2 separate regions of the Homo sapiens genome follow, and region 2 is linked to region 1. A link is a loop called in an ENCODE intact Hi-C map of the cell type or tissue named here. Cell type or tissue: endothelial cell of umbilical vein. All regions are shown on one strand. Each heading gives the region's core, and the rest is flanking DNA. Links, peaks and the distances in the headings are about the cores only.

What was found. Peaks named below come from ENCODE experiments on the same cell type or tissue, not always from the same donor. Only the 100,000 strongest peaks of a DNase experiment are listed, where the experiment ranks them.
Region 2: a loop joins it to region 1, with 1.8 times the contacts of the local background. A loop is called at or near these places in 2 of 110 quality-filtered maps.

What each region holds. Positions count from the first base shown.
Region 1 is chr6:37,545,277-37,560,296 of GRCh38, reverse strand. It overlaps MIR4462 (microRNA 4462), which reads left to right and starts at 4,875; the gene lies at 4,875-4,932. LOC124901312 (a long non-coding RNA gene) reads left to right here and starts at 11,049. Exons shown (of 3, transcript XR_007059567.1): 1 at 11,049-11,777; 2 at 12,269-12,514; 3 at 12,591-13,359. RefSeq lists enhancers at 2,969-3,178, 3,389-3,488, 3,599-3,648, 5,915-6,415, 8,988-9,167 and 5 more and a silencer at 6,270-6,564. In endothelial cell of umbilical vein, for the core only: no CTCF peak of the experiment used is centred there; no DNase peak of the experiment used is centred there.
Region 2 is chr6:37,624,524-37,639,543 of GRCh38, reverse strand. It overlaps MDGA1 (MAM domain containing glycosylphosphatidylinositol anchor 1), which reads left to right. Exons shown (of 17, transcript NM_153487.4): 15 at 877-1,007; 16 at 1,231-1,339; 17 at 2,085-8,865. The coding sequence ends at 2,176. Among named protein-coding and RNA genes, the nearest start is that of MDGA1, 66 kb to the left of the region's middle. RefSeq lists an enhancer at 7,891-7,940 and a silencer at 14,277-14,506. In endothelial cell of umbilical vein, for the core only: no CTCF peak of the experiment used is centred there; a DNase peak (open chromatin) is centred at 9,053; H3K27ac peaks cover 1,826 bases.

The DNA of each region.
Region 1 (15,020 bases), core at 4,794-9,793:
CATCTCCCTCCCTGCCCATTCGTCTGAGCCTCCCCTGCCCCAGCTTCTGCCTCCTGCCAAGAAGAGATAAAAGAGACAGCTGCGTATTTATTCAGTGCTACTTCTACTTCTCACTGCTGCCCCACCACTTGCTTCAAGCTCCCCGCTAGCATCCTCCTCCCTTTCTTCTTTCTACGATTGCCTGAAGAGCTAAGCGTGAGCTAGTGGCACCCAGAGAGGTGGCTGCTACGGGGGAAGGGAGGAATGAGGGGAGGGGGGACCTCAGGGCCCTTGGGGGTGACAGGAGAAGGCAGACATGAACAAAAACTCAGAGAGGGCATGAGATGTAGAATAACACTCACAAGCGGACAGAGACAGAAAAGAAACACAAAATGTGGCAGAGAGAAGCAGAGACGCAGCGAGGGACAGAGGCAGATGGAAAGAGACACAGATTGACAGAGACAGAAATAAGTGGAACAGAGACACAGAGACTGGGCCAGAGGAATGAATGCAGAAAGAGAAAAGATGGAAGGTAGAAGTGGGGATGTGTTTAGGGTGTGTGTGTATGTTGCTGTACAGCTCTGGTTTTTAAGCCCCGCTTTCACTGAAATGGATTCATGAAGGCAGGTGCTGTGCTATCTTTAAAGATAGGGAGAGGATGTGGCACTTTTGAAGCCAGTGGTGCAGGTTTAAGGCCAGGCCATAAGCTCAGGGCGCTGGCAGGGTTTCCCTGGAGATCTCTGGTGCCAAGTGGTCAGCTCCACAGCATTAGCTCTGTGGTCGGAGGAGGCTGCAGGTCTGAGCTGTGAATGCTTCCTCAGTGGCCTCAGCCACACTTCTGCTCCAGCTCCAGCTCTGCCTGCAGCAAAGGGACCCTAGGAGAAAGGGGAGAGGGGCGGAAGCAGTCCCTGCCCTGTGCAGGGGATGAAGGGGGCCCAGGCTGAAAACGGAGGTAGATTCCTATCTTTAAGGAGCCCTGAGTCTGAGCAGAGGTTTGAGCCTCATTCATTCCTTCAACACATGGTCCTGGTACCCTACCCTGTGCCAGGCCCCAAGACACAGTGGAAGACAAAAGCCATGTGCCCTGTAGGTTTTAGCCTAATGGAGGAGACAGACCACAAACAAACCACAATTATATAACAACAAACCAGGTTCGGTGCTACAAAGTAAAAGGGCGTCATCGTGGGAGAATCTTGGCGGTGGGGGCTTCTTTACACTCAGGAAAGTCTCTCCAAGTAGGTGATACTGTGGCCAAGACCTTCCAGATGAGAAAGAGCCAGGTAAGAGGAAAAGTGGGGGTGGCATGGGGTGGGGAGTGGGGACACCAGCCCAGGTGGCAAAAACAGCCCAATTCATAAAGCGACACCCAGCTTGGGCACTACTCCAAGGTGAGCCCGCGGCGTCGGAGTGGGTCAGCCGGCTGTTCAGGAGCTGGCAGGGCAAGCCTCCATGGACTGTGGGCTTGATTTTAGGGACAATGGTGAGAGACACGAGTGGTGTCCACGCACTCATGCTGGGCACCTACGGTGTGCCGGCCCGAGCTGGGGGCGGGAGGCTAGCTCAGTTGTTGGGATAGAAGTAAGAAGACCTCGGGGCAGAGGAAACCAACGAATCTGATCAGGTCACTCCTTGGGTTAACTCCCTCAGCAGCTCCCACCACCCTCAGGATAAAGGCCAGACCCCTCAGCAGGGAGGCAAGGCCCTCTCACCCTGTCTGTTCCCCATCTCCTCCCTCTGGCCCTTCCATGTGTGGGACTCAATGCTCCCTCCAGGGCCTTGCAGTGGCTGTGCCGTCTGTCTGAAACACCCTCCCCACCGCTGTCTCCTCCATTTACTGAACACCTAGCCATCCTTCAAGACTTAGCTCCATGCTCCCTCTTCTTAGTGAGGTTTTTGCTGAGCCCGGCCCCTCCCCAGTGAAACTGGCCATTCTCCTTTGGGCCTCACAGTACCACATGTACCAGAATACTTCACGGCCCTTGTCTGTCTGTTTCCTGCATGAGGTCCCTTAGAGCAGAGGCTATGCTGCTGGCTTAGAATCTTCAGGTGAATCACTCACCTGTGCTGCTCAGGTAGCTGATTAGAGGCAGAAGAGTTGTTCCAATGTCCACCCCCTCAACACCGCCTCAGGATAATTGGAGCTGAGCCCTCGCCTTGTCAAAAGAAGAGTACAGGGACCAGAGTCTGGGAGATTAGCCTAAGAAATGTTTTGAGGCAATTAATGCCACTCAGAGTTCAGAAGGAAGGGCAGGGTCATGGTTTGGTGGCAGAGGATCGGGAGCTTCAAGTTGGGAGAGGGTGGGCTCAGGGGTAGAGAGTGTGCTGAGGACTCAGGGTGATGAGGCAGGGACTGGGAGAGAAGATCAGGGGAGGAAAGCTGCCGCCCACTCTGCCATCAGGTACCAATGACTCAGGGCAGAGTCCATCTGGGGAGGGCCAGCGTGAGAGTCGGGCTAATCCCAGGAAAGTGAATCTGCCACAGAGAGATTTTTATCCGATTTGCCATGGTCTCCCTCCAGGGACTTCATGTTCTGCTAAGACAGAGGCAAAGAGAAAGCTCACCCCTGGAGATGACCTCTTTGAGTCTCTGGCTGTGCTTCTATTCGGAGGAAGACATAGGCGTCTGTGCCACAGCATCCCCTAGGGAGGACCTGGAGCGGGCTGCAGGGAACAGAGCTGAGAAGTCAGGGAGAGGTAGGGAAAGGTCAGGGGAAGCAAGGCAGAGGTTAAGGGAGGCCTTGGGAGAAGGCAGGGTCACAGAAACCATGAAAATGCAGGAGGCCCCAGCCCAGCACCATGGGGAGGCTGCACAAGGAGGCCCACAGAGCCCCCGGAAGACAAAAGCCAGGGTCAGAGAGGATGTGGGGCCGAGGCTAACTGCACTGACGGATGGTAGCTTCTCTTTCCCCGGGTGCTCCTGAGGGAAAGGGGGATTTCTAAAGTCCCATGTGGCTTGGGTCCCCATACACTAATCCACAGAGGATCGTATGACTAAGCAAGACCTCCTGGGCCACCAGAGCGTCCTGTCAGCATCCACTGAGGTGGGGACTGCGCTTGGCACCTGGAAAGAAGGCCCCAGTCTGCCCTGAGCCTGATGGCCAAGATGGTCGCATCTGGCCCACCGTGGAGTCAGGGCAAGGGCCTAGGTCAGAGGGAACGGGACGCCCTCCCTCCAGATCATGAGGCCTGGACAGCCGGACGGGGATCAAGACAGTTGCCAGGGAGGGATGGAAAAAAGAAGAGGTAAAGCCACTGCTGTAAGAGGCTAGCCCCATCTCAGTGGCTCAGCCTGTGAAAGTTCATTTCCTGCTCAGTCACAGTCCAGCGCCAGCACTGCTGTCAGGGTGGCCTCCCCTGGCTCCCTCCCTCCTCTGGCTCTGCCCCCTTGAAGACCTCTGACTTCTCCTTGTGCAGCCGCCAGACAGGGAAAGACCAATTCTTCATCCTTCCATCTGAAAGCAGCACACCACGCCTTGCACAGAGTCCATAGGGGAGAACTAGAAATTCGGCCCCACATATACACAAAGGGTTCTGAAAAATGGGGTTCCTGGCTGGGCAGCTACTTCTCAGCCAGACACTCCACACCGAGGAAAGAGGAGCCTGGATTTGTAACGGACTGTGGGCCAGGTCTGCCTCCGGTACCAGCATCCACTGTATACCTCTTCTGGGCTGGGCTTCTCATCTTTGCAGCCACTGTTGAAAATGAAAGACAGCTATTTTTTATGTTTTATGTTTTTGGGGATAGAGTTTCGCTCTTGTCACCGAGGCTGGAGTGCAGTGGCACAGTCTCAGTTTACTGCAACCTCCGCCTCCCGGGTTCAAGCGATTCTCCTGCGTCAGCCTCCCGAGTAGCTGGGATTACAGGCACTCGCCACCACACCCAGCTAATTTTTGTATTGTTAGTAGAGACGGGGTTTCACCATGTTAGCCAGGATGGTCTCGATCTCTTGACCACGTGATCCACCCGCCTCGGCCTCCCTAAGTGCTGGGATTACAGGTGTGAGCCACCGCGCCCAGCCAGGGCTTTTCTTGATGTTAAAAGTTCTCGAGAAGAAGGAGACTTCCAGGACTTTCCAGGGTCCCATACTCATTTGAGAGTGCTGAGATTACAGGCGTGAGCCACCACGCCAGGCCTAGACCCATTTTACACGTGAGAAACGGAAGAAGCTCAGAGATGTCCAGACTCAGCCGGCGGTGGCACAGCTGGCTGTGAAGCTGGGTGCTCGCAGGCCAAGGCCACGTCACTTTCTCTTCCCAGCTCACCGGGTTGTTTCTCTAGAAAATGCCCGAGAGATGGAGACAGACAAAAAGGAGGAAGTAGGGGCGTGGTGAGGGAGAGAAAGAAAAGACAGGGGAGAGAGGACAAGCCAGAGAGAGGCACAAATGGAAAGAGAAAATCTCAGAGCCTCACAGTAGTGAAGCTTGAGATGAGAAAGAACGGTGACTCCGTCTCCCCACCCACCCCACCTTCTCCTGCAAAAATGACTTGTCTCCCAGGGAGGGCCACTGGGCATCCCCGTTCCACACCCCTGCTGGCTTCAGGGCCAACCCTAGGTCACCTCCCCTGAGCTCCCCCTGCTTGGTCTCACCTCTTTGTGGGAAGGTCTGGCTTTAAATGTGCCCCAGATACCCAAGTTCAAATCCAGCCTCTGCACTTACTACTGACAGACCTTGAGCGATTGAGGAGCTCAGTGAAGATGCGGTGGGTGAATGAAAGCACTTTGTAAACCCCAGCAAGAGATGGTTCTGGGTTGCCTGTTCTCAGGGGCGAGATGGGGAGCAGCTCAGGGAGCATGAAGGGGATGGCGGCGTGAAGCCCTGCTGGCTTCCTGCCCTAGACAGTGCCCCGAGGGAGGGACGGGAAGATATAAATAAGACACGTAAAGGCCTCTGTGCTTCCCAGCTGCCCTAAGTCAGGAGTGGCTTTCCTGACACGGAGGGTGGCTTGGGAAATGAAAAGTGAATGGGTTGCTAAAATGTTTTACTTCCCCGGTGTTGTTGGTGGGGCTTTAATGAGGAGCCATGCATCACTTGGCCCCCTCGCCCCGGCAGATGATAAAGGGCCACCGCTCCCCGCGGGCCTCAGAACAACCCACCACTGCCTGGCTTGTAAATTGTTATGGCCCAATGAAGAGCTTGCCCTTAAATGTCACTCACCCAGGAATTAAGGTGAAGACAGGCACAGGGACTTGCCAGTGGCACGGCCCAAGGTGGGGGCTAGCAGGAGTGGGCCCTGCAGGATGGGGTGAGGGGCAGACTCCTCGGGAAGGGCAGTTGGATACCAGGTCTGGGGTTAATGAAAAGTGCCCCCTGCCCCCTAAGTGATCATTATCTCCAGTAATTATCCTTGCTCCTGGGGGGAAGCAGGGAGGGGCGCACTGAAGAGCTGTCATTAGAATGGACTGGCTAAAGAATCCAGACCTGGCGCACTGGCCTGGGGTCCTCAGCCTCTCTCCCCCTCTCTCTTCCCCATTCCATCTCCCCGCCACCCCACCTGTCTTCCTCCCCACCTCCACCTCTCTCCCCCCTCCCTGCCAATCTTTCTCTCTCAACCCAGTTGCCTGCATGGTTCACAGGTTTCTCTTTGCCCTGTGGACCCCAGGGTAGATTGAGAAGGAATCTTAATGAGTCTGACTCAGGCCGGCATCACGCAGGCTGCCCCGCTGTCTAGCTTCATTTTCTAACTTTGGGGGCACGGAAAGGTCGGCTTCCACCTCTTCCCTGGAGGCCCTTCTCTAGAAGAAGGTAGAACTTCAGGTGCCTTCCAGGAAGAAAGTGAGCTTTAGGTGCTTCCCAAGCGTGACCCTCTTCCCTCTCCTGTAACCTTTTAGCATTGTGGAATAAATCTCACGTCCAGAAAAGGGCATGAAACAAATGTTTCATTAACACATTATTTCAAAGCAGAGTAGCCACCACCTCAGTCACAGACCAGAACCTCACCAGCACCCAGCAGCTTGCGGATCCCTTCCCGTTGACCTTCTCTTCCCCAGAGGTCCCAGGCAGTCGCTTCCTACCTTTCTCTGTGTGTTCCCTCAACAACGTGCTTCAGTTTTCCCTGTTTCTGAACTTTATATAAATAGAGTCCTGCAGGATGCGGTGGCTCATGCCTGTAATCCCAACACTTTAGGGGGCCAAGGTGGGTGGATCACGAGGTCAGGAGTTTGAGACCAGCCTCACCAACACAGTGAAACCCCGTCTCTACTAAAAATACAAAAATTAGCCAGGTGTGGTGGCACGCACCTGTAGTCCCAGCTACTCGTGAGGCTGAGGCAGGAGAATCGCTTGAACCCAGGAGGCGGAGGTTGCAGTGAGCCGAGATTGCACCATTGAACTCCAGCCTGGGAGACAGAGCGAAAAAAAAAAAAAAAAATAGAGTCCCATGTACGCATTCTTTCGTATCTGGCTTCTTTCAGCCAGCCTGGAGGTGTTTGTGTGACTCATCTCTGTGGCTCGGGTAGTCACAGTTCATTCATTCTCATTGTCCTAGAGAGCTTGTCACTGTCTGCATGCTACAGCCCTGCCACCCATCTCCCCAGCCCACATGTCACCAGCTGCAGCATCTTCAAGTTTTGGGGCTCCTGTGCAGGAGGGATGTGACTGATCCTTCCTGCCAGGAAATTCCCCTTAGGTCTAACCTCTTTCTCCCTCACCCACACTTTGCTGGTTTGCTGCCTCTGATGAAGTCAGGGGAGAGGAAAGATACAGCAAAAATAACACATCAATAGCATTTGCAAGGCATTTTTCAAGTATGAAGCACTTCTTAATACACTAATTAAGTGAGATGGTCATTATCATCCTGTTCTAAGCATTTTATATTTTTAACTCATTTAACCCTCAGAACCACCTTTGAAGTAGGTGCTATTATTATCCCTATTTTATAGACATGGGAACTGAGAAGTTAAAGAATTTGTCCAAGGTAGGGTTGCCAGATAAAATACAGAATGAGCAGTTACATTTGAATTTCAGATAAGCAAGGAATTTTTTAAAGCATAAATATATCCCAAACACTGCATATTAAATTCAAATGGGCATCTTATATTTTTGACTTCCTGAATCTAGCAACCCTAGTCCAAGGTCACAGTGCAAGTAACAGTAAAGCCAAGATTCAGACCCCAGCTCCTACCCCACAGCCTTGTGCCCTTAGCCACTGCTCTCCTGTTACAGTGGGACCACACTAAGGCCCTGGCGTCCAGGGAGAAAAGCAGATGCATTTGAAACTGTTGAGTAAATCAAACAAGCAAGGCTAGGAAACAGATTTGCTATGGAGGCTAAAGGAGAGGGAGGAATTAAGAAAGGAGTTCAGGCCGGGCACAGTGGCTCACGCCTGTAATCCCAGCACTTTGGGAGGCCGAGGCAGGTGGATCACCCGAAGTTGGGAGTTTGAGACCACCCTGACCAACATGGAGAAACCCCATCTCTACTAAAAATACAAAAATTAGCCGGGCATAGTGGCGCATGCCTGTAATCCCAGCTACTCGGGAGGCTGAGGCAGGAGAATCACTTGAACCTTGGAGGTGGAAGTTGCCGTGAGCCGAGATCGTGCCATTGCACTCCAGCCTGGGCAACAAGAGTGAAACTCTGTCAGAAAGGAAGGAAGGAAGGAAGGGAGGGAGGGAGGGAGGGAGGGATGGAGGGAGGGAGGGAAGAGAGGTCAGTTTCTGGCTCCAGTAGGCAAGATTCAGACAGGAGGCTTCTTGCTAGGAATCGCCCAGCTCAGAGGAGACAGGGCATCTCCCAAGGCTGGGTCACCTGGGGGCTGGTGGCCAACCCCTCCAATCCTCATTCTCCATCTGGTCTGAAGGGATTTGGCTCAGCCCTGCCTGGCTCAGATACTTCAATCCTTCCATTTCTCACATGGCCCCAATCTCCAGCCTCAAAATTCATAAACAAACCACCTCATCCAACTGCTAGGCTCTCACCAGGGCCTGCCCTCTACCCTCCGTGGGCCCTGTGCCAGGGCGAATTGCCCTCTTTGGATGGGATGCAACCGAAAAGCCTCCCAACTGTAAAAATCACAAAATGTTTGGGATGGTGTCAGAGGCTGCAAATGTGGATACGTGCTTTTATTTTGCATAGAATAATGCATTTAATTACTTCTTCCAGGGGAAGCCTGTTTGGAAGATAGTTGAAGGCAATGCTAATAATAGCACTTTGCACCGAGGGCCTCAAACGTAGAGGAAGAGCCATGAGAGCATTTCATTTCTGTTCCTGAGAACTTGAAAGCTCCTGCAAACACTTGCGCCTTCTTCCTCAAGAGGCAGAGGGAAATGTGAAGAAAATGCTGCGGGTTTTCGCTTTTAACTCGCTGTTTTGATCCTCTGCAGCCGCTAGGATATCGGACTCCCAGAGAGACTGGGCGGGGTAGAGGGTGGTTATTGTCTGGTGGAAAGAGTGTGGAACTGGGGGACACAACTTTTCTTCTCCTTCCTTCTACCATACCCCAAAGGGCAGGGCCAGAGGGAGCCCCCCAAAAATGCCTGCCCTGGCTGAGGCTGTTTTATGCACAGAGCACTGCACAGTGAATCAGGATAATCTATTTTGCCAATTTGGTAAATTATGCTCCTTCTCTGGCCTTGGTCCTGCCCTAGGGTGTTAGGCAAATTGCTTAACTGCCCCGAGCCTTGTGTTCCTCATCTGTAAAATGGGCTCATAATGATACCTGCATAGAGGCATGCTATGAGGGTTAGATGAGTCAGATCATATGAATGGGCTTAGAACAGCGTCTGACCCACAGGAAGAGCTCCATAACAATAACAATTATTAGTTTCTGAGCAATGAGGAGTTTTGAACCAGATCAGGGACCAAGGAGATAAGGGTGCGAAGGGTGTAAGGAGACCTGGTGTGAGGCTTTAGGGAGCAGAGCCAGCTGTGGAACCCGGAGACAGCAGCCTGTGTAAACAAATTCAAATGTAAATTCTAAAAATGCTCTGCAAGCCAAACACAGTGGGTCTGTGGAGTGTGCAGAGCTCTGGGACCAGCAGTTTCAATGGGCTGAGCTTTATGGCTCCTTCTACCATGACAAATCTCTGTTATTTAAGTTCAGGCTCTACCACTCAAATATGGAACCAGCAGTGCCTTAGAGCCCTTCAAGTCCAACCAACCCCTTCACCCATTCTACAGGTGAGGAAACTGAGACCCATAGAGGGGAAGTGGCTGTTCCCCATGCAGGGCACTGTCCCACACGGCCTCCTAGCTTGCTGCTGTGTGCTCTTGGGGAAGTGGCTCCGGGCTGAGTTTTGCCTTTGCTTTGCACCCCTCCGGGCTGGGTTTTGCCTTTCCCAGAGAAGGAAGACCTTGGATTGGATGCCAACAAAATGTGGTGAAATAAGGATGAGTTTAGGAGCCAGAGAGGCCTGGATTTAAATCGTGGCTAAAACCTGGGCAGGATCTCTAGCCCCCAAGCCTTATCCCCATCGCCTCTATAGGGCTTGGTCTGTGGAGATATCAATACTTTAAGTTGCTTTACTTGGAGAAAGTCATTTATTCCTGGGAAGTGAGTCCTATTATTATCCCCAATTTACTGACAAGGCAACTGAGGCCCACAAAGGTCAAGTAACTTGCCCAAGGTCATGCATCGTGCAGGGTTGTCTATGGAAAGTATTCAGTGTCCGTTGTGTAGCCCAGTGCCCAGCACATAGCGTGCCAGGCACTCAGCATCAGCCCCATTGCCAATCCAGTCAGTGACTTCTAGGATGATGTCATCACAGCCAACACTCCCAGGAACCAGGAGACCTTTCACACACTGCATGGCTGTAGAATTAATAAAGTGTTGTAACCAAAGATTGGAAAAGAGACTAGGGGACTCGGCTCCTGGAGTGGAACTATTAAAAAAGAAAGAAGGCGCTCAGCTCCGCTACAGAGGAGTAAGAATAGGGCCCAGGCCTCCTCTTAGATGCTGGGCAAACACCAGGCGAGGGAGCATCCCTAACCAGCTCAATGTGTCTGCTGTTGGCCATAAAGATGGGGCTTATTAGCGCTATGGTGCTGGGAGAACCGAGGAGTAACAAAACAGCCTCTTTGGAGGGGGTAAAGAGGCAGGTTTATTACCCTCAGCAACGAGGGATGCTCAGGACCACAACCAGTCTCTCCTGATGAGGAGCCACAGCCCACCCCACTGGGACGCGGGGCCACCCCTACCCCACAGTCTCTGGACCTTTGCTCTCACCCGACTCCCCTGGCAGGAGCCAGAACGAGCTCCCTGACCTGTGCAGTCCTCCACCCTCGCCCATCCAGGCACAGCTGCTCCCTGCTTCCTCCTTGGTTTGACTGCCTGCATTCAAATTACTGGCTGTGGGACCTTGGGCAAGTCATCTCACATATCAGGGTCTTGGTGGCATCATCTGTAAAACAGAGAAATAATAGAGGCCAACTCATGGGGTCGATGCGGGGATCAAGTGAGGGCTTGTAATGTGCTTAGCCCAGTGTGTGACGCTGAGGAAACCCTCAGTAAAAGTCGCTTATGATTATTATTAACAGTTTGGCCCTCACTGCACGTTGTGTTATAATTTGATGATTTGATCTCCCCGATGAGACCATGGGCTCTGAACTCTCATTTCCTCATAACAACCCATGACATAGTTATTAATGTCCCCATTTTAAAGACGATGATACTGAAGCTCAAGGAGGGCCCCAAAGTCACACAGCTCATACCAGACAGGAGGCAGGTCCCAAATGTGGACTCTGTGGTCCTTCCACTCTGCTCCAGGACCTCAGCCCGCTCGAGTGGCCTCTGCGGCTCCCAGCTCTGCCGCCTCAGCCTGCACTCTGTGCAGTAAATAGTTAAAGATGCTGCTCCAGGACTCAGGCAGGAAATAATTAAGGGAAAGCAGCCTCAGCTTAGGAGGGCTCAGAAGCCAGAAACCAGGTGTGCAGGCCCCTGGGATGTGGGGAGCCAGGGGGCCAAGAGGGCTCTGAGCTGTGGAAGGGAGCTGCCGCCACTCCCAGCAGAAGCACCAGCCCCAACTGCTTCATCACCAGACGCTGCTGCTGAGAGGGCGTGTGCACAGATACAGGGACACACACAGGTGCAGAGACACAGAGATACACACGCAGAAACAGACCCCCACATACAGAGATGCACACGCACACCCACGCCCACTCACCCTCCTGCAAGGCTGTGTTAGACGGATTGTACCTGCTTCCTAAGGAGAGGGACTGGGTGCTGTGGCCAGAATGGCTGAGGGCTCCTTGTCATATAGGAGAGGTTTGGGCAATTGTGGAAAGTTCAACTCACAGGCCAGCACTGCAGTGGGGAGAGGGGGATCCTAGTGCCCTGTTGAGGATAGAGGGTGAGAGGTCAGAGAATCTTAGGGTTAGTAGATCTGCTCCCCCCTGACCAGCATCCAGAAAATTCTATGACCCTCCCCTCCGTAGAGGTTTCAGACTTTCATGGATATCAGATCCACCTAGGGTGCTGATTAAAAAATTCAGACACCTGGGCCGCCCCATCAGAGATTATTATCCCCACCTGGCAGGAATGGAAACTGAAGCCCAGAGAGGCTAGGTAACTTGCCCAGGACCACATAGCAGGGCTGGTATATGGGCAGTCCAGTGCCCAAGCTCTGAACCACCATGCCAGGCTGTTTCAGGCACCTGCAGACCCAGATGCAGACATCTGAGGACACACCACAACCAGTCCCTGAGGGGAGCAAGATGGGGAGCAGGGTGCAGAGCTGGACACAAAGCCAGGACCCCAAACTCAGCGCTCTGTTCCCACGTGGGCCAGGAGACTCAAGAGAAAAACCTGAGGCCCAATCCCAGCTGCGTGAACTGGCTCGACAAGGCTGCGGGATGCAGAGGTAAGTGCCTAGTGGTCAGGAACACTGGTTCCAGAGTTAGCTGGAGCTGTGTGACCTTGGACAAGTGACTCAACCTCTCTGAACCTATAGTAGAACAAGGATAAAAACAGTCCCCACCACAGAGGGCTGTTGTGAGGATTAAATAAACTAGTACATGAAAATTAGCTAGATGCTAATGGTGGCATCTGGGTGGGTGGCGGTTTAGTCTCCTACAGACTCAGCTGTGGGGTAGGGGCTAGGTGAATGGCCAGAGAGCTGTCTGAGGAGGATTAGTCCACTCCTCTTGGCCCATCCCAGGGCAACTTGAAGCCAGTATGACTCGTCTTCCCCTCCAGGAGAGGGGCAGAAGGGAGGCTAACCCTGGCTCCAGATGCAGCTGAGCTAGATTTTTCTGCCCTGATCGTGGGCTGCCATCTGTGCAAGGCTGGTTGGACCCACCAGCCTCAGAGGGTGGTTAATTTACAACCTGTGCTGCTGCTTGTCCACACCAGGCCAGAGCAGCCTCAACCCCCAACCCCTCAGTCTCCAGCAGAAGAATATGCGAACACTCCTCAGAACAAGTTCCAGCTCGAGTTCCTTCCTTCCTGCTTCCGTCAACTCCATCCCTCCAAGCCTTGGCCTCCCCTCAGCACCTCATCCAACTGGCAAACTTCCAAGGAGAGGCAGGACAGTGAGCAGGCACTCTGCCCAGACTGCCTGTGTTCAACCTCCAGAGCTTACCAGCTCTGCAACCTTGGGTAAGTCGCTTAGCCTCTCTGTGCCTCTGTTTCCTCATCTATACGATGAAGATAATAATAGAAGCCTCTTTTTCAGGAAGATGAGGTTATGGGTGCTACGGAGCTCTGGTCCGCCAGTTCCTGCTGCAAGTCACCGCTGTTCACTCACCAAGAAACAAGTTGGTCAGGAAGCTGCACTGCAGCTGTGGTGTTTTTTTGTTTTGTTTTGTTTTTTTGAGACGCAGCCTTGCTCTGTTGCCCAGGCCAGAGTGCAGTGGCACAATCTCAGCCCACTGCAACCTCCACCTCCCAGTTTCAAGCCATTCACCTGCCTCAGCCTCCTGAGTAGCTGGAATTACAGGCACCTGCCAACATGCCCAGCTAATTTTTGTATTTTTAGTAGAGATAGGGTTTCACCATGTTGGCCAGGCTGGTCCTGAATCCCTGACCTCAAGTGATCCACCCACCTTGGCCTCCCAAAGTGCTGGGATTACAGCCACGAGCCCCCGCGCCCGGCCCAGCTGTGGCTTTTAAGGACACCAGAGAAACACTCATGGAGCCAGAGGTGGCAAATCACCGAATTAGAATTACCCTAACCAGCTGCAAAGAAAAATCCCTGGAGGTGTGTGCTGACTTGATCAGAGGCCCCAAGGAAAGAACTCTCAAAAGTGACAGGACCAATTCTGATGCCTCCCAGGACTTTGAGAATCACCCTGAGAAAAACTTGTGGTGGGCTGGGCGCTGTGACTCACGCCTGTAATCCTAGCACTTTGGAGGCCGAGGCGGGTGGACCACTTGAGCCCAGGAGCTCAAGACCAGCCTGGCCAACATGGTGAAACCCCGTCTCTACAAAAAAAATACAAAAATTAACCAGGCGTGGTGGCGCGCACCTGTAGTCCCAGCTACTCAGGAGGCTGAGGTGGGAGAATCGCTTGAACCCAGGAGGTGGAGGTTGCAGTGAGCCGAGATTGTGCCACTGCACTCCGGCCTGGGCAACAGAGCAAGACCTTGTCTCAAAACAAAAAGACAAAACAAAAACAACAACAACAACAACAAAAACTTGTGGTGCAGGTTCTAAGACGCAGGGTGTCTTCCAGATAAGAATCCACAAGTGACTCATTGACTTGCACCGTCCTCTGAGGTTATCAGCTCATTACTTCCATTAGTAATGTGCCCAGGAGTGAAGGCTGAAGTCACCATTGCAGATGCTTAGGTCAACTATTTTAATTCATTGATTACTAGTTGTTAAAAAAATCATAGCAGCCACCTCCTAGTGCTGTTGTTAGGATTAAACAATCCCATGGACAAGGTTTCAAACAGCCCCAGGCACAGGCTATGGGCTCAATGATCATCAGCTGCTGGAGTCCCTGCAACACGGTGGGTGCGGGGGAGGGGTCAGGGTGTCAGGGAAAGGGATTGACTCAAGGCCTCCAGGCCTCACCCCGGGGAGGAGGAGGGACCTGGTGTGTAACTAACCTGTCATGAGGGGAGAAGGGCCATGGGTGGTGAGGGGGAAGGGAAGAGGGTACCCAGAAGAACAGCCAAAGTCAGGACTGACCTCTGGTGGGAAGGAAATGAAAGTTTGCGCTGAGGCTGTCCTGTCTCCCGCTATTCCTCCTTCCATTCTTCCTTCCTTTTCTACCCCAGTCCTGAGGGAGAGACAGACATGGAGAGATCCGTTGTCAGGCTTCACCCTGCTCCCTGGGCAGGCCTCAGGCCACCAACCATTCTTTTAGGGCCTCCAGCCCTCTAGATAGGCTGGCGTAGGACTCCACTGGGACAGGGTGGTCACTGCTGTAGAAGGCAGGGCTGTGTCCCCCTCAGACTGGGGCTCCCTGAGTCAGGGCTGTGGCTCCCCTCAGACTGCGGCTCCCTGAGGACGGGGCTGAGTCTCCTCCCTGGGAGTCACCTCATTTATCTCCTGGAACAAGACTGACCTCATGGGTGTTCTAGGGAGGGAAAGGATGTTCCATTTACTCAAAAATTCCTTTCTTCTTGCCAATAGGTGGGCCACAGGATAGAGCATTAAAGGGCCTGGTAGAAACTGGAAAGACCTGGTAAGGGCCATGGAGTCCATGCTTGGTGGTGGGGGCTGATGGAGGTTATGTTGCGGACATACTCTCTTCCCTGGTCCTGCCCCTGGCCCCAGCCAGAAGCTTTCTTAAGCTTGCGCCAGTTTCAGGGGGCAGGAAGGAGTGTGGATGGCTCCCCAATGCCCAGCCTTCTTAGGAGCCCCAGAGGGAAGCCCCCGTGGTGTAGGGGTCTGAAAGACCATCTCCACGCAGAAAACACAGGGGTTTATTGAGCTTCAGGGGCTGCCCACTTCGTGTCTGTTGCATAAATAATTGCAAACTCGCAGGCCAGTTCCTCCCCTAGCCTAGACCACTCACCTCTGCCAGCCTCTATCTTCCCAAACCCCGCAGGGCCAGCCCGTGTTCCCCAGTCAGCCCAGCCGCACATTGTGTCAACCTCTCTGTCCCCTCATTGCATTCAAGCCCGGCCTCCACTCAAGCCCTCAACCTTGTCA
Region 2 (15,020 bases), core at 6,745-11,744, 77 kb before region 1:
GCAGCAAATGAGATCAGAGAAGCTGACAGCGCCCAGATCAGGTGTGGAAGGCCAGGAGAAGGACAGCGATGGGAAGCCTCAAAGGAGACTGAGCAGAGGGGGTAACATGATTGGAGACAGGGGTCCCCTCCGCAGCAGCCCTGCTGGATAGTCCTGTCCAGGGACAGGATGCTCCCCCAAGACAGCCCACTCTTTTGCTGGGCAAATCCGATACATCCAGGGTCTTCCTTAGATGCAGTTCAAATCTGCCTCCTGCAAGCTTTCACTTGCTGGTGTTTATTCCACCCCATGGGGAATGCAGAGCACGGACAGTCACACAGACTGTCCTCTCTGGCCTTCTGGACCCAACATACTCCTCTTGCCAACTGGGTATTACTGGACCTTACTGGGCCTTACTGGACCCAACATACTCCTCTTGCCAACTGGGTATTAAACATTTTAAAAGCCCTTCATCTCCCTCCACAAGTCATGTACTGCCAACAGGGACACACTGTTTTCTTTGGAAACCCTGCTGCGTGCCCAGACAGAGGTCCCACTGCCCTGGGACAGCTCCCTTGCCTAGAGGGGAAGGGTAGGGTGTGTGTGCATGTGTGTGTTTGGGGTTGGGGAGATTAGCTGATTAGCAGGGCAGGAAAGAAATGAAAGAAAATTTGCAAGTCATCCTGATGAAATGAAATCCTGCTGAAGTCTTCTCTTTCCCACACTGAGGGTGTCCCTGCAGGAATGGGACATTGCACCCAGCTGGGCATGGGGAGGAGGTCCTGTCAACAGGGACAGGGCTGCAGGCTATGGTGGGAGAAGAGGGCTTGGTAAATGTGGAAAGGTGAGGGTGCCCTGGCCAGATCTCACTGCCCACTGTCTTCACACCCACCGCAGGCTCCCTCAACCTCCTGGTGCGGTCCCGGAACAAAGGGGCTCTGGACACGCACGCCTGGTCTCTCAGTGGCAATAAGGGCAATGTGTGGCAGCAGGCCCATGTGCCCATCAGCCCCAGTGGGCCCTTCCAGGTGAGTCCGTAGGGCCCAGAGGACCCTCCCCGGCTTCGGTGGTTGCTGTGGCCAGGAAACACTTAGGAAAACCTTGTCCTTCTTCCTGGGGGCTAAGGATGGAAAGAGTCAGGTTAGGGGGAACTTCCAGGTAGATTAAGGGGAAAGGTGGGGTCGAGGGAGCACTCTGGTACCCAGCAGAACCTCCTCAACCCTTGCTCCTTGCTTTCTGACCCCACCCCAGATTATTTTTGAGGGGGTTCGAGGCCCGGGCTACCTGGGGGATATTGCCATAGATGACGTCACACTGAAGAAGGGGGAGTGTCCCCGGAAGCAGACGGATCCCAATAAAGGTGCAAGACGGGAAGGAGGTGGGGGAGCTGAATCTGGAGGGAGCTGTGCGTGGCGGGGGTTCCTGTCTGTTGAGGGAGGGTGTTTGGGTCTGAATAGGGGTTCAGAATGTCTGAGTGATGGGAATCATGTGGCTCTGACTGTGTGAAGGTGTGCCCCACACTCACTCAGGCTGTGTACTTGTGTAAACAATGAGAAGCCTGGCCCCCACCCTCGTGATGAGCATACTGACCTGTTCACGGTATCAGAGCGCCTCCTGTGCCTGTGTCTGAATACATCTGTGCGTACCTCTGGCTCCAGAGGTGAACGTGTGCCTTCCAGGGCCAGAGGTTTCCAATACTAACAGCTCCTACTTACTGAGCAATTACTCTGTACCAGGCAAGGCACACAAACTTGTATATGCATGTTTCACTTACCTCACAACAGTTAATCCTCACAACAGTCCTTTGGGGTAGTACACACCATTGGACCCATTTTACAGATGAGGAAACTGAGGCCCACTGAGGTCAAGTAAATTGTTCCAAGTCTTAGTGAATGTGAACCCTGGCAGGCTGAGCTAACCCCCACCCCACCCCACGCCACCTCATGTCTGTGCGGTGAGTTTGTCTGTGTGCACTGAGGCCAGTGCCCACCCTCAGGCCCTCCAAAGAGGTGGGCAGAGTAACAGTGCCGACCTGCCTGCCACTTCCTGCCCCTGCCAGAGCTGACCAGAGCCCTGGCCTGTCTCCTCTTTCTCCCCTGTTGCAGTGGTGGTGATGCCGGGCAGTGGAGCCCCCTGCCAGTCCAGCCCACAGCTGTGGGGGCCCATGGCCATCTTCCTCTTGGCGTTGCAGAGATGATGAGAGCTGTGTGGCCACCCCCCCAACCTTGCCCCCGGCACACCAAAGTGTCCACATTGTACCAAAGACTGACCCCCGCCAGCTGGGGTGCCCAGGGGCAGGGCCGGCCCGCCAGGGAGGGGGCCTGCATTGGCTGCAAGGATGAGCAGAGAACAAGGACAGAGGCCAGGCACTGAGGCCCTGGAGACAGCTGTTCCACTTGCACACACGCACACACTCATGCTCACACACACAGAGATATATTAAAGCACAAGTTTCTATCTGACCTGCCAGCACCTTCTTTACTGCAAAGACAGGGGACTTGCCTGAATGGCATCCGCCAACCCAGGGACCTCGGCGCAACATAGGCCTTGTCCTTGCTGCACTCGTGGTGTGCTTCTGACTTTACCCTGTCCCCTAAGTCAAGGCCGAACTCCAGCCTGGTGGCTTTGCCAGAAGGGAGCCAGAAGTGGGGCAGACATGGAGCCCCTCCCTTGGTCAGACTCTGGGACTCCTGAGATGGGAGAGGCAGGGATCAGAGGACGAACAGGTGGGACTTTGCGAGCTCTGTGACTGTCCCACGTCCAGGAGACAAGGAAGGTAGGGCACCTGCTGCACACGATTCTGTCCAGAGTGAGCACTGGATGGTGGAGACCATAGGTCACCCCAGATTCCTTGACCTATTTCTGGGACACCATATTTCCCTCCTCAGTGTGCACCCTTTGAAGGGACCCAGCACAGGGTCTTGGGCCTGGGCAGTCTGAAGACTGATAACTTCCCCACTCCACCCTACAAGCAGTGGGACTCCTGAGAACACGGTTCTCTCCTAGCCTCAGCCCCCAGCTGGGTCTCAGAGGAGCTGGGGGAGCGGTGGCCAGCCCATTTTCTGGGGTGAGGCTTGACTTGGAGAAAGGCAGAAGAGACGTCCCGCTTCTGTGATTTGGTGCCCCCATATCAGACAATGAATTTGGAAGTGGAGAGGGGCCTTCATTTCTTATCTACTTGGCATGAAAGGGTGCCCTGGATAGGAGGGTGTGTACAGGGCAAAATGCCAAAAAGCACTGTCTAGTTGAAAGTTCCCTTCTCCACCCAGGGGCAGTGAAGGAGGAGGGGCTTATAGAGCTGGGATTGGTGGAGGGAGCAGGTGCCAGTCCCCTCACTCTCTGGGAGCTGTGAAAGGGATCCCTGTCCTTGGGTCCTGGGTTAGGCACCTGAGATTGACATGATGGGATCTAGATCTTTCCTCCTTGACATCACCTGAGCCCCCACCTAGCCATCCATGGGAGAGAGAAGGCCCAGCCCCTTCTAGAATGACTCTTTAGGCATGCGTGCATATGTGTGTATGTGTTTGTGCCCGTCTGTGTCTAGGTACCACCGTGGGTACATTGTTGGGCAGGAGTGTGTGCAAACACAGGTCTGTGTGTGCAATCTCACATATCTGCCTGTGAGACTGGATTGAGACCCATTCGTTTCTATGAATGTCCGTGTACGTCAGCGTGTGTGTCCACCTTCCTGAGTGATGTGTTCGCTTGTAGGGTGCTGGCTGAATAGACTCTGTCCAGCCCTGTTCTGTAGTCTCAAGCTGCCTGCGATGGCCTGAAATTCCACCTTTCATCCCCTATGGATGACGGAGAGCTTACAGATGACCCTATTGAATGCAAGCACCTTTGGTGAGGAGCATCACAGGGCTCCTTCTGGAGCATTTGGTGGGGACAGCTGCAGAGAAGAGGCCTGGAACTCGGGCAGCACTGCAGTGCCAGGAGGCAGGCGGGGAACCGAGGCAAAGGCTGCCCATCTCCCCCTGCCAGGCCTGTGTGATCATTATCACCAACAGCTGGTGGGTGGCCGGGCCAGGATGCAGCGGGGCCTTCTGATGCCCAATCAGCACGGCTGCCTTCCTGACCCAGTCAAGGCCTCTGTCTGAAATGAGTCGCTCCAGGTTCTCAGCATACACTTCCATCGCGTCTGTCGGGTATTGTTCCTTAACTGTCCCATCTGTGCAGAGTCCATTGCCCCAACTAGACTGTGAGCTCCTCCTCTGAGCCTTCCAAGTCCCCCCTCCACCTTCGCCACCTCCCGCTCGTGCCCAGCACAAGTGAGCCTGGTGTGGAAACCACTCCATTGCCCGGTGGAATGGATTCTGTAATCAGTGGTTCCTGGCCTTGCCTGCAGAATAGAACCACCAGAGTCCTTTAAAAAGTATTGCTGCTTGGTTCCCACCTCAGAGGTTCTGAGTTAATTGGACTGGAGCGCAGTCGGACATCAAGAAATGTTGAAAAGCTCCTTGGGTTCTCCTGACAGCAGGAACCACTGGCCTGGCACCACCTGGGTGCTTCCTCTGTGCCCTCGCTGGGGTAGGCATTGGAGCACCAGAGATGAATAGCCCCAAGTGCTCCCTCTTTGGGGTTCCCAAGGCACCCTGTGCCTGCTTCCCTCAGAGGACCTTCCAATCCATTTGCCCCGCAACCCTGGCTGCTCCGACAGGGGAGACTTGTCTCCCTTGTTCCCCTCAGGATCCATAGAGTGGACAGTAAAGGTGCTCAGTACATGTTGGCTGAGCTGAACTGCATACATGTGGCCCCCAGGTTCCTGGTCTTTATGGACGAAGGGCACAAGGTGGAGGGGGGATGGGGGGATGCTGCTGGAGGTCTCAGTGGGTGCAGACAGCCCTGCCTTGAGGATGGCTTGACCTGGGATTGACAAAATGTGTCTGCTGAAATGCTGAGGTCCCCACGTGTGAATGGGTGAGGCTGATGTGGATGTCTGTGTGTGCCAGCAGGTGGGTGGGGGATGTGGGTGTCAGTGTATGCCAGTGGGCACTGTAAATGTCTAGGCATGTGCTGGTCTCTGTGTGTTTGTGTGTTCCTCAGCAGGAATGAGTGTCTTTGTGTATCACCTGGTGACTTGTCAGTGTCTGTGTCTGTGTGTGCCTGTGAGCCAGCATCTCTGTATCAGTGTTGCTCATGCTGTGTCTTTGTGCGCCATGGTGTGTCAGTGTCTGTGTGTTGATGGGTGGCCCATGAGTGACCCCCGCCAGGGGAGACCAGGCTGGCTGGATCCAGCACATCTCCCCAGTGGCAGCCTCGCCCTCTGGGTCAGGGTGACTGAGGCATTTTGTGGCCTTAAAACGGGGTGTTCAGGGTCAGCCCTCAGGGTGCTGGGGCCCTTCCATCCCTTGTCCCCTTCAGGTTGGTGAAAAGGACTCCGGGGGCCAGGTGCTGTATAGCAGCTTATGGAAGTCTCAGCTGGGCTATCCTGCCCTTGGGAGCACAGACAGGCTCCTAGGGTGCTGAGTGAAGCCTGAAGACCAAGCCCCCTCCTCCTGGAATGCTCCTTCCACCCCTACCTCTCAGAGATGGGCCTGACACCTCTTTCTCATTCATTCTCCTTTTCCCTGTGCTCTGGGAAAGCCCCTGGCTCAGGCTGTCAGAGTGAGGATGGACCTCAAAAGTTTGATCCCCTCGTGCAGATGAAGAAGCTGAAGCCCAGAGTGGGGAAGGGGAGTGGCCCAAGGTCACACAGCTAGTTTGAGTAGAGCCAGTCTTGGGAGAGCCAAGTACTACAGCCCTGGGGGTGTCACACCGCTTGTCACTGCCCCTGAGGTCTCCTGCCAAACAACTGCAGGGAGTTTGGCTAACAGTCCTGTGTCCAGGGTGCCGGTGGGGATGTTATAGATGTTGCTGGGATCCTGCCCTCGGCTCCAAATTCTGGCCTCTCATCCCAGGCTGCAGACCCTTCTGCCCCATGACAGGCCTGGGTGCCACACAGAGGTGGCCACCCTCCCACCACAGTGTCTGCAGCTGCTGCCCTTCTCCCAGGCCCCCAGACAGAAGAGACCCTGTTTCCCCTCCTCTCCCCTGTGACTTCACAAGAGCTTGGGCTAGGAGTGAAGGTCAGCATGTTCTCATGTGCTCATCCTCTTGGTTTCCCCAAAGACCGGGAGGGTCACGGATGGGGCGTGCAGAATCCTTGTGTTTTTTCTCGCTGGGCAGCTTGAGGGGCTGGGGAGTATTCCCAGGGTCTTTGCTCTGGAGAGTCCCTGCAGAGCCACTGGCTGAGGTTGGGTTCAGGGTTCAGCGGAGTCCTCCATGCTTCCAAAGGCCGGGAAGCACCCGCCTCTCTATCGAGTCAGTGCTGTGCGTGTGTGTCTGAGAATGTGTGTGATGTGTGGAGTGTGCGTGTGTTTGTGTGTGTGTGTGTGTGTGTTGGGGCAGAAGGACCACTCTTTCCTGGGGATCCCTTGACCCTTATAACTAGAAGGGACCTTAGGGAGCATCTAAGCTGGTGCCCCCATTGTACAGGCGAGGTCCAGAGGGATGGCATCTGCCCACCCCACCCCTTGCCCTCTTGTTGCCTGCACTCATTTCCCAGGGACCCTCCTAGGATAGGACTGCCCTCCTTCCTGGCCCCCTCCCGCCATCCTCCCAGCCACCCACATAATCACCATCTCAGCCCAACTCTGGTGGCCCTCTAGGTCTCCATGCATTCTTCCTGCCCTAGAGTAGCCAGCTCACCAAGGCCTTTATCCCCAGCCCAGGAGAAGGGTCAGGGAGGGAAGGGGCTGCACCAGCCCTGAGACCTCAAAGACTTGGGAGAAAAGCCAAAACTCCTCATGCCCAGGCCCACATGTCTGACCACCCCAGCCCACCCCGCCACCAAGGTAAAAGCACAACAGGAGACCCCCTTATTAATGGGTGAAATGATTGGGGTTGTTTTTTTAGTCACACAGCCCCATCCTCACCCCTTTGCCTTGCTGTCTGTCTCCACCCCAGCCTCTGTTCCCCATTTGCCTCTCTTTCACCTCCAAGCCCCCAAATGTAACCTCTAGTTGCGGACGCGGTTGTTCTATCAATAAAGCTGCAGTGTTCTAGCGCTCAGCGTCAGCCGTGTGTGTTGGCAGGGCAGAGTGGGCCAGGGTCGGGGCCGGGGCACTGGAGGGCTCCTCTCAGCTCCCTGGGGGCAGCCTTTCTTCTCTTTGGCACCTGTCGACAGGGATCCTGCTCTGTGGCCTGGACAGTGAGGACCTGCATCCTGGTCTGCTCCCAGTGAACTTGTGTGCATTTGTTCATTCAGCAAATACCAACCAAACACTGCCTTTGTGGAAGCCCCTGTTTAATGGGAGAGATGGACAGTAAGCTAATAATGACACCAAGACATATATAATGATGTGTACAGTGAGGGCTGGGAAGGGAAATTGGTGCTATGAAAGAAGGTATGAAGAGGGTTCTTATTTGGGTTGGGGCTTCGGGGAAGACTTCTCTAAGAGACATTTAGGAGAGACAGAATGATTGGAGTTAGCCTGTTGGGATTGGGAGAGGCTTCTGAGCAGAGGGAACAGAATATGCAAAGGCCAACAGGGCCCAAAAACTTAGAAGGCTCAAGGAAGGGGAGTAAGGGCAAAGGAGGAGGACTAAAGTTGGTATGGTGGTTGAAATGCCATTTTCCCTTCTCGGCACCCAACCCTACCATCCCTCCTACACGCTTGGAGTCCCTTCCCTCTTAATCTCTATTCTGGCCCTACAGACCCCACCCTGCACCCTACTTGGGGCTGCCTCCCTTATTCACCACCAGCTAGCTGCATCCTTGCCCTAAGATCAAGTTATGCCAACCTTTCCCTTTACCCCAGACCTCTCAGAATTCTAGAATTTCAGAGCTAGGAGGTCCTTAAAGGTCACTTATTTCAAACATCTACTCATATATTGTAGGTGAGATGGGCTTGCCAAGGTCATGGGGATAGGCAGTGATGAGCATTTGCAAAGTGACCCCAAATCAAGGGTGTGGATGTCATGATATGGACTACATCATATCAGGCAAATGACAGGAAGTGTCTTTCAGGTTACTTGGTTACAATGATTCAGGTAGGTCGATTGGGCAGTTTCACTTCCATGTTCCAGATGGGGAAACTGAAGCTCAGATTACAAGACCAAGGGCTCCCTCTCCCTACCACCTAAGTTTTATTGGCTCTCATGTTGGGTAACTTCTTGCTGGCACACCTGGCCTTTCTTTTCTAATGGAAGAGGAAGGGTCTAAGGGACTCACCACTGCTGTAGGTTGGCTCCCTGAGCACAGGAAGAGAAATCCGCTCAAGCTCACTCAAGTACAGGTGCATTATTGTGAGGACAAACACAGTGAGGGGGATGGGCACTCAGAAATCCAAACAGGAGTTGCAACAGGGATGGTTTTCCTGAACCAGATGGGCATTTTGGATTCAAGGTAGCTCTAGGATCATCATCTACAGAAGTTTCTGGTGCTTCTGTATTCTTCTGGTGCTTCTGTATTCTACCTGTGGTAGAATAAAGATGGCTGCAAATCCCATGTTATCCTTCCTGTAGAGAGGCAGAGTCTAATTCCCTTCCTCTTGAATCTGGGTTGCTCTTAGTGCCTTGTTTGTGCAATAGAATGTGACATGCTGAGTTGAAGATGCCTTGGAGCTTCAGCTCAGGCCTCTTGGAACGTTCTCTCTGGAAGCCCTGAACTGCCACCTAGGATGTCCTCTGAGTTGCTCTGAGACCGTCATGCTGGAGGGGCTCTGGCTGACCATCCCAGCTGAGTCCAGCCTTCCAGCCATCTCCACCAAAGCACCAGAAGATATGGGAGTGCAGCTGCCTCAGACCTTCCAGACCAGCCTAACTGCCACCTGAATTGCTCGGCCAAGCTCTGTCCAAATTCCTGACCCATCGTCATGGGATATAATAAAATAGTTGTTTTAAGCCCCTGCGGTTGGGAGTAGTTTTTGACAACAGCAATAGATGACCACCCTGGCATGACTCAGTCACTCCCCAGCATCTGCTGCTTTTTGTCCATGCAGTTCCTCTCCTGAGTCATGGTGTCTGCTTCCTCATAACTTCAGCTTTCCAGGCATCATGACCTCTCCAGCTCAACTCTCCTTCATGGCCTTCCGGTAGCAGCTGCCAGCATTCACTGACTCAGCCGCTCAGGATAATGGGCTGATTGGACAGGCCCCCATTTCAGGTCTAGCCACACATACATCATTGGGCAACCTGTGGGTTGGCTGCCCTTGAGTCAGATGCCACCCTGATCCAACCAGCTGGGCTGGAGGAAGGGGTCATGGACATGAAACAAGGCTACCTGGGGGCTGCCATTTCTAGGCAGTTTGTGGGTGGACCCACTTAGGAGGGGCAGGAGGCTGGCAGGCACCGAAAACACACCTCCTTGCATCTTCCCTCTTTCTCCCCTCCTCTAGTGACCATTCATTCCCAGGGGCACAGTAATGCAGTGTATGTACCATGAAAGTCCTCCAAGTGGCCCTGTCCAAGGGCAGGTCCCATTGCAAACTGTACAGGTAGGTCAGGTAACTTACAGCAACCGAGTCCTCTGTTATCAGGACTTTGACATATATATTGTTAAAGAACATAGCCAATTTACTTAGCTTATTTTTATTTATTTTTTAAGACAAGGTCTCACTCTGTCACCCAGGCTGGATTGCAATGACACAATCTTGGCTCACTGAAACCCCCACCTCCCAGGTTCAAGTGATTCTCATGCCTCAGCCTCCCAAGTAGCTGGGATTATAGTCATGTGCCACCATACCCAGCTAATTTCTGTATTTTTAGTAGAGGTGGGTCTTCACCATGTTGGCCAGGCTGGTCTCAAACTCCTGGCCTCAAGTGATCCACCCGCCTCAGCCTCCCAAAGTGTTGCAATTACAGGCGTGGGCCACCGCACCCAGCCAGGACTCTAATATTTTTATTTTCATATCACAGATGAGCAAAGTGAGGCTCAGAAAGGTGATGTGGTTACCCTAGCTCAGAAAATTCAGGAGAGGAAGAACCCAGAGGGAGATCTAGGTTTTTGACTTCTGGTGCGATGTGCGTTCACATCAGCCAGAGTCCCTCCTCTTCTTCCTCTCCTTGGAGATCACTCTGCTTTTCCCACCAGCTCTTCCCCAGGGGCTGGGAGAAGCAAGGCCTTTCCCTGTGAGGCTCGGGCTCCAGTCCTCTGCTTCAGATGGAGACCGTCCCTGTTCCTGCTTTTCTATTTCTAGCTTTTTGCATGTCCTTTATTGAAAGCTACTGTAACACCTTTTCAGAAAAGGGTTGGGTATAAATAAACACAAGAAAAAAGTCGAAACTCTCCTCCTTGAAGTCACCCCAAACCTGGGTGGAGGCATCCTTCCATACTGCTTCTTGAACCCCCGCTCCCAAATTCATCTTTCCTGGCCGTGCGTGCCCAGCGTGTTTCCTGTTCTGAGGTCCACTTGGCAGGGCCCCCGAATGCAAATCCCACCACCACATCCATCGCCCTGTCTTGTTAGCTGTTTGGCCTTCTCTAAAGATGTTTTGAATTGCCCATTTTTCTCAGGTCCCCTGGGGCCAGCCACAGTTCAGCAGAGTAGACTCAGCACCCTGTGAGTCCTCATTCCATCTATATACGCCACCCTCCATAAGCAGAGTCCCTCTCTGTCACCCCCCGTGCCGTTCCCCCAGAACCACCCGCCAGTTCACTCTCATCTGAGAGGCGGTGAGAAATAGAGTAAAACATGAGTCAGAGAGGCTGAGAGTGCCGAACGTCCACACAGTGGGAGTCTGTGCTGCCATTTAAAGATGTCCATAATATATTGTCGAGAGAGAATGGCAGATTAGAAAGCGCATGCCTGTTACTATCTTTTTTATGTAATAACATCTGTGTATATATGAGCATATGCATTTTTTTTTTGTCCGAAAGACTATTCACTGGAATGTGAATAGTAGTTATCTCAGCAGTGAAATTTCAGATGCTTCTGACTCACATCTTTAGGCTTTCTGTATTGTCTGAATATTTTTTCATGAACATATAATTTTTTTAATAACCAGGGGAAAAAATCTATTTTCTCGAGAAAATAAAAGCCAGAAGTCATCAAGGACTATAGATTAGAAATAAAGGTCACTTTCTGTTCTTAGCATTATTTTTATAACTGTACATCACAGAGTCTGGGAAAGGGCTTTGAACTTGAAATCTTTTCCTGCTGATTTATTCAAATAAAAATGCTCATGCAGTGGGGGAGGCGAGGGGGAAGAATTGGGTTGAGTTTACCAGGGGCAAGGCAGAGGGGATGTCGAGCCAAGCTTTCAATAACAGAAATTCCAAAGAGAAGAACACGACCTCCAGCAACAAACACTAACATTTAGTGTTATATCTGATGCCCATGCAGTGTGTGCGACTGTGTGTGCACAAGTGTGCATGTATGCTTGCACACATGTGAGTGTATGTACATGCCCACACATGTAAGCCTGCGGCAGCCTTGACCATATGATGAATTATGAAGCAAGTGGCTAATTGAGATGCCCAGGGTCAGTGGTTGCTGCAGTCAGAGTGGGAAGGGCCCAAGAAAGTATAAAAACTACAGCTCCTCTGCCTGCCCAACTCCTCACCTTCCTCCTCAGCCTCTCTTGTCCTCACCCAGACTCAGGGCCCAGGAGGGGAAACTGAGGCATAGAGCAAGGGAAGGAGTGGGAAAGAGGACCTGGAGAGCCAGAACTCCTGTGTTCTATCACTCTATCTAAGGCCTCCCTTTCACCCTCTCCTTCTTTTGACTCAAGAATCCCAGGTCCCTGGAACCCCCCCAAAAGCAGGAGAGAGAGGGAAGAATCAGTCATCTGAGGATCAATATACTGGACTACTAGTTACTAAACCCAAATATACATTTAAAAATAAAAGAATAATCCCTCCCATGTGCACAGCCCTTCCAAGTTTACACTGATTTCTCCTTTTACCCTCATGCTATCCCTGAGAAGATGTCAATAATGCCCACGTTACAGGTGGGAAAACTGAGGCTTAGAGAGGAGGAGGAATCTGCCTACGGTCACACAGCTGCAAAGGCTAGAGCTGGGACCAGGAGCTGGTCTCTTAACCGACCACCTGGTGAGCTTTCCATAGCTACCTTTATATCTTAAAAACATGTTTCGAAAGTAGTATCACCCAAGCACCATGTGTTCATTAGGGGGAAAAACCCTAAGGGAAGAAAAATGAAAATTACAAGGCTTTCAGATGAAGTTTGGGAGGTCCTGAGTGGGGGCTGGGTGATGGGGGACTGCCAGAAAGAATGGAGCTCCCCTTGGCAGCACCCAGGGCTGACTTTTTCCTGGAGCTAGTCCAGAAAGAGGTGCTGGAGGCAGCAGGTGGGTTCTGAAGAGGCCATGTAGAGATGGAGGTTGGCAAAGAGAAGCCTGCTTAACAGTACAGGCCTCAGAGCCTCACAGACCTGGATTTGAATCCAGGCTCTTTCCTCCACTTACTAGCTGTGTGACCATGGACAAGTTACTAAACCTCTCTGAGCCTGAGTGTTTTTCTCCACCTGTAATGTGAGAATAAGAGTAAGGATGAAACGAAATAACTTGTCTAAAACACTTGGCACAGTTGCTGATGCAGAATAGGTGACTAGCAAGTGTTAACTCATCATCATCATCATCATTATTTGGAAGGGCAACACTTAATGCACCTGCTGGGCATGGTGGTTCATGACTGTAATCCCAGCACTTTGGGAGGCTGAGGCAGGTGGATCACTTGAGGCCAGGAGTTCGAGACCAGCTTGACCAACATGGTGAAACCCTGTCTCTACTAAAAATATAAAATATAAAAATTAGCCGGGTGAAGTAGTGGGTGCCTGTAATCCCAGCTACTTGGGAGGCTGAGGCAAGAGAATAGCTTGATCCTGGAAGGCGGAGGTTGCAGTGAGCCGGGATTGTGCCACTGCACTCCAGCCTGGGCAACAGAGCAAGACTCCGTCTCAAAAAAAAAAAAAAAAAAAAAAAAAAAAAAAAAAAAAAAAAAAGCAAGCACCTAAGAGCCCACTGCAGCATGTTCATAGATATGAAACCTGGGTATCCATGGGCTGGGAGTGGGAGGAATCTCCCCTTTCCCCATGGCTGGGCCAGTCCCCAAAGGCTCCTTGAAGGAGGTCCTCTTCAAGGTTAGATAGACAAAGGCCAGGAACACAGATGCAGGGAGGCAGCTGCTTGGCTTTGAGGGAAACCAGGGGCGTTGGAGATGACCAAGGGTCCAGACCGGCCTCTTGCTCCCCCTTCCTCTTTAGGACACCTGGGGCATTGGCAGCCCCCGGCAGCACTGGCATCTCCCTTCCTCTCATGAATGTGAGACATCTCATGAGGCCTCGCTCCAAATAAGCTGAGTGTGTGGGCAAACTCACCCCACAATGAGGGGAGCAGGATGGGCTGGCCTGTGCAGCCTGAGGAGGGCCTGCAGGGAGGAGGGGAGGGGGCAAGAATTGGGACCACCCCTTTCCTAGACTCCTCCTCCACTCAGCAGGCAGAAAGCCCCCTTGGAAACGCTCAGTCCCTTGATTAGAAGTGTCCAGGGCTTTTCCTGATGTTAAAAGTTCTCAAGAGATGAGATTTCCAGGACTTTCCAGGGTCCAACACTCATTTGTTTTATTATCTCACTCCTCATAGGAGGTTTTTTCTTTTTAAAATCCAACTTGATCTTTCCTGCTGCAACCTGGCCAGATGCTATCACACCAAGCTCCTCTGTCCCTCCAGCATCGCCCATGGCTGACCTGCCCACGGGGAGGCGGGCTGCAGGCTTCGCTGCCCTGTGTGGGTCCCATGTCCCCTGCGGAGCCCAGCACTGGGCTCTGCGCATAGCAGGCTCAAGGGCTCTGGAGTGCGCATGCTTAGTGGCCCCTGCAAGTGCCTGCTGATCTCTACCTGAAGATGCGGGCTAGAGGGCTGGGTCCTGTTTCCGCAGAAAGAAGGGAGGGAAGAGGGAGAGAAGTTGGAGAAGAGGTGAAGAGAAACAGAGGCTGAGCCCAGAGAGTGAGAAGAACACTGTTAAGGAGGAGTGCCTGGACCCACATTCTGGCTTGCGACGTTGAATAAGCCAGCCCTCTCTCTGGACTCGAATGTCCCTGTAAATTGGGAGAAGGCTGGGGAGGCTTGAAGCTGAAGGTTCCTTCAGCTCTGGGATTCAATGAAATGAGGGAGTGGGGTGTTTCTAAGCAATGCAGAGAAAGGGGGCCCCCCACAGAAAGGTAAATGGAAAACAGGACACAGCCCTGCTTCTGTTTGTAGTCCTGAGCATCTAACTCTGTCCCCGCCCCAACACTGGGGACCCCCATTACCCAGGCCTAAGTGGGAGCTCCTTAATCTTCTTCCGCTTCCCACCCCAATCCTTGAACCGGGCCCCACCCCAGCCAAGAGGCAGGCAGGTGGCGGGAGCTGCAAGACCGAGACCGGCGTCTTGGCCGGGAGCCCGGCAGGGCGTGGGCACCGAGCGGCCCACAGCCGGCGGAGCGGGGCGGGTGGAGCAAGCGGCGGGCTCTGGGCTTCAGGCTCCGCGCCCAGGGGCGGGCAGCCTGCTCCGCACCAGCGGCGTCGGCCGGAAGATGAGCGGGATCTGGCTGCATCCTGAGGCAGGGGGTCTTAGCGAGGTGGGCTGGGTGTCAGGAGCACTGTAGAGCCCAGCCAAAGTCAGGAAGGACAGAGCTAGCCCCCAGGGAGGATGGCTGCAAGGTGCAGGAGGCTGTAGGTGGACCTGGGCTGGGGGCTGCTAGAATTGGGGCTTGGAGGGAGACTCCTGCCGTCCATGAAGCCCCAGAGGCATTAGAAAAGCCCTGTCCAGCCAGGACCCTCTACCCTGGTGGTGGGCATGGCGCAGTCCATCCAGAAGGTTCCCAGGAAGTCACTGGCCTTGCCCTGGACACCCTGTCCTGGAGGGAGGAGTGAGGGTGGAGGTTGGCAAAGGGCGGATTCTGTCCCTTCACTCCCTTCATCCTGAGTCCAGAGATAAGGACAGGATCGGGGGTGGGGGACGGAAAGTCCCACTTCCACTCTCCCTAGGGTGGGAATTTGAGGGTTTTTTGTTTGTTTGCTTTTGTCTAAAACTTGAAGAGCAGAGAAGGTTCTGGATG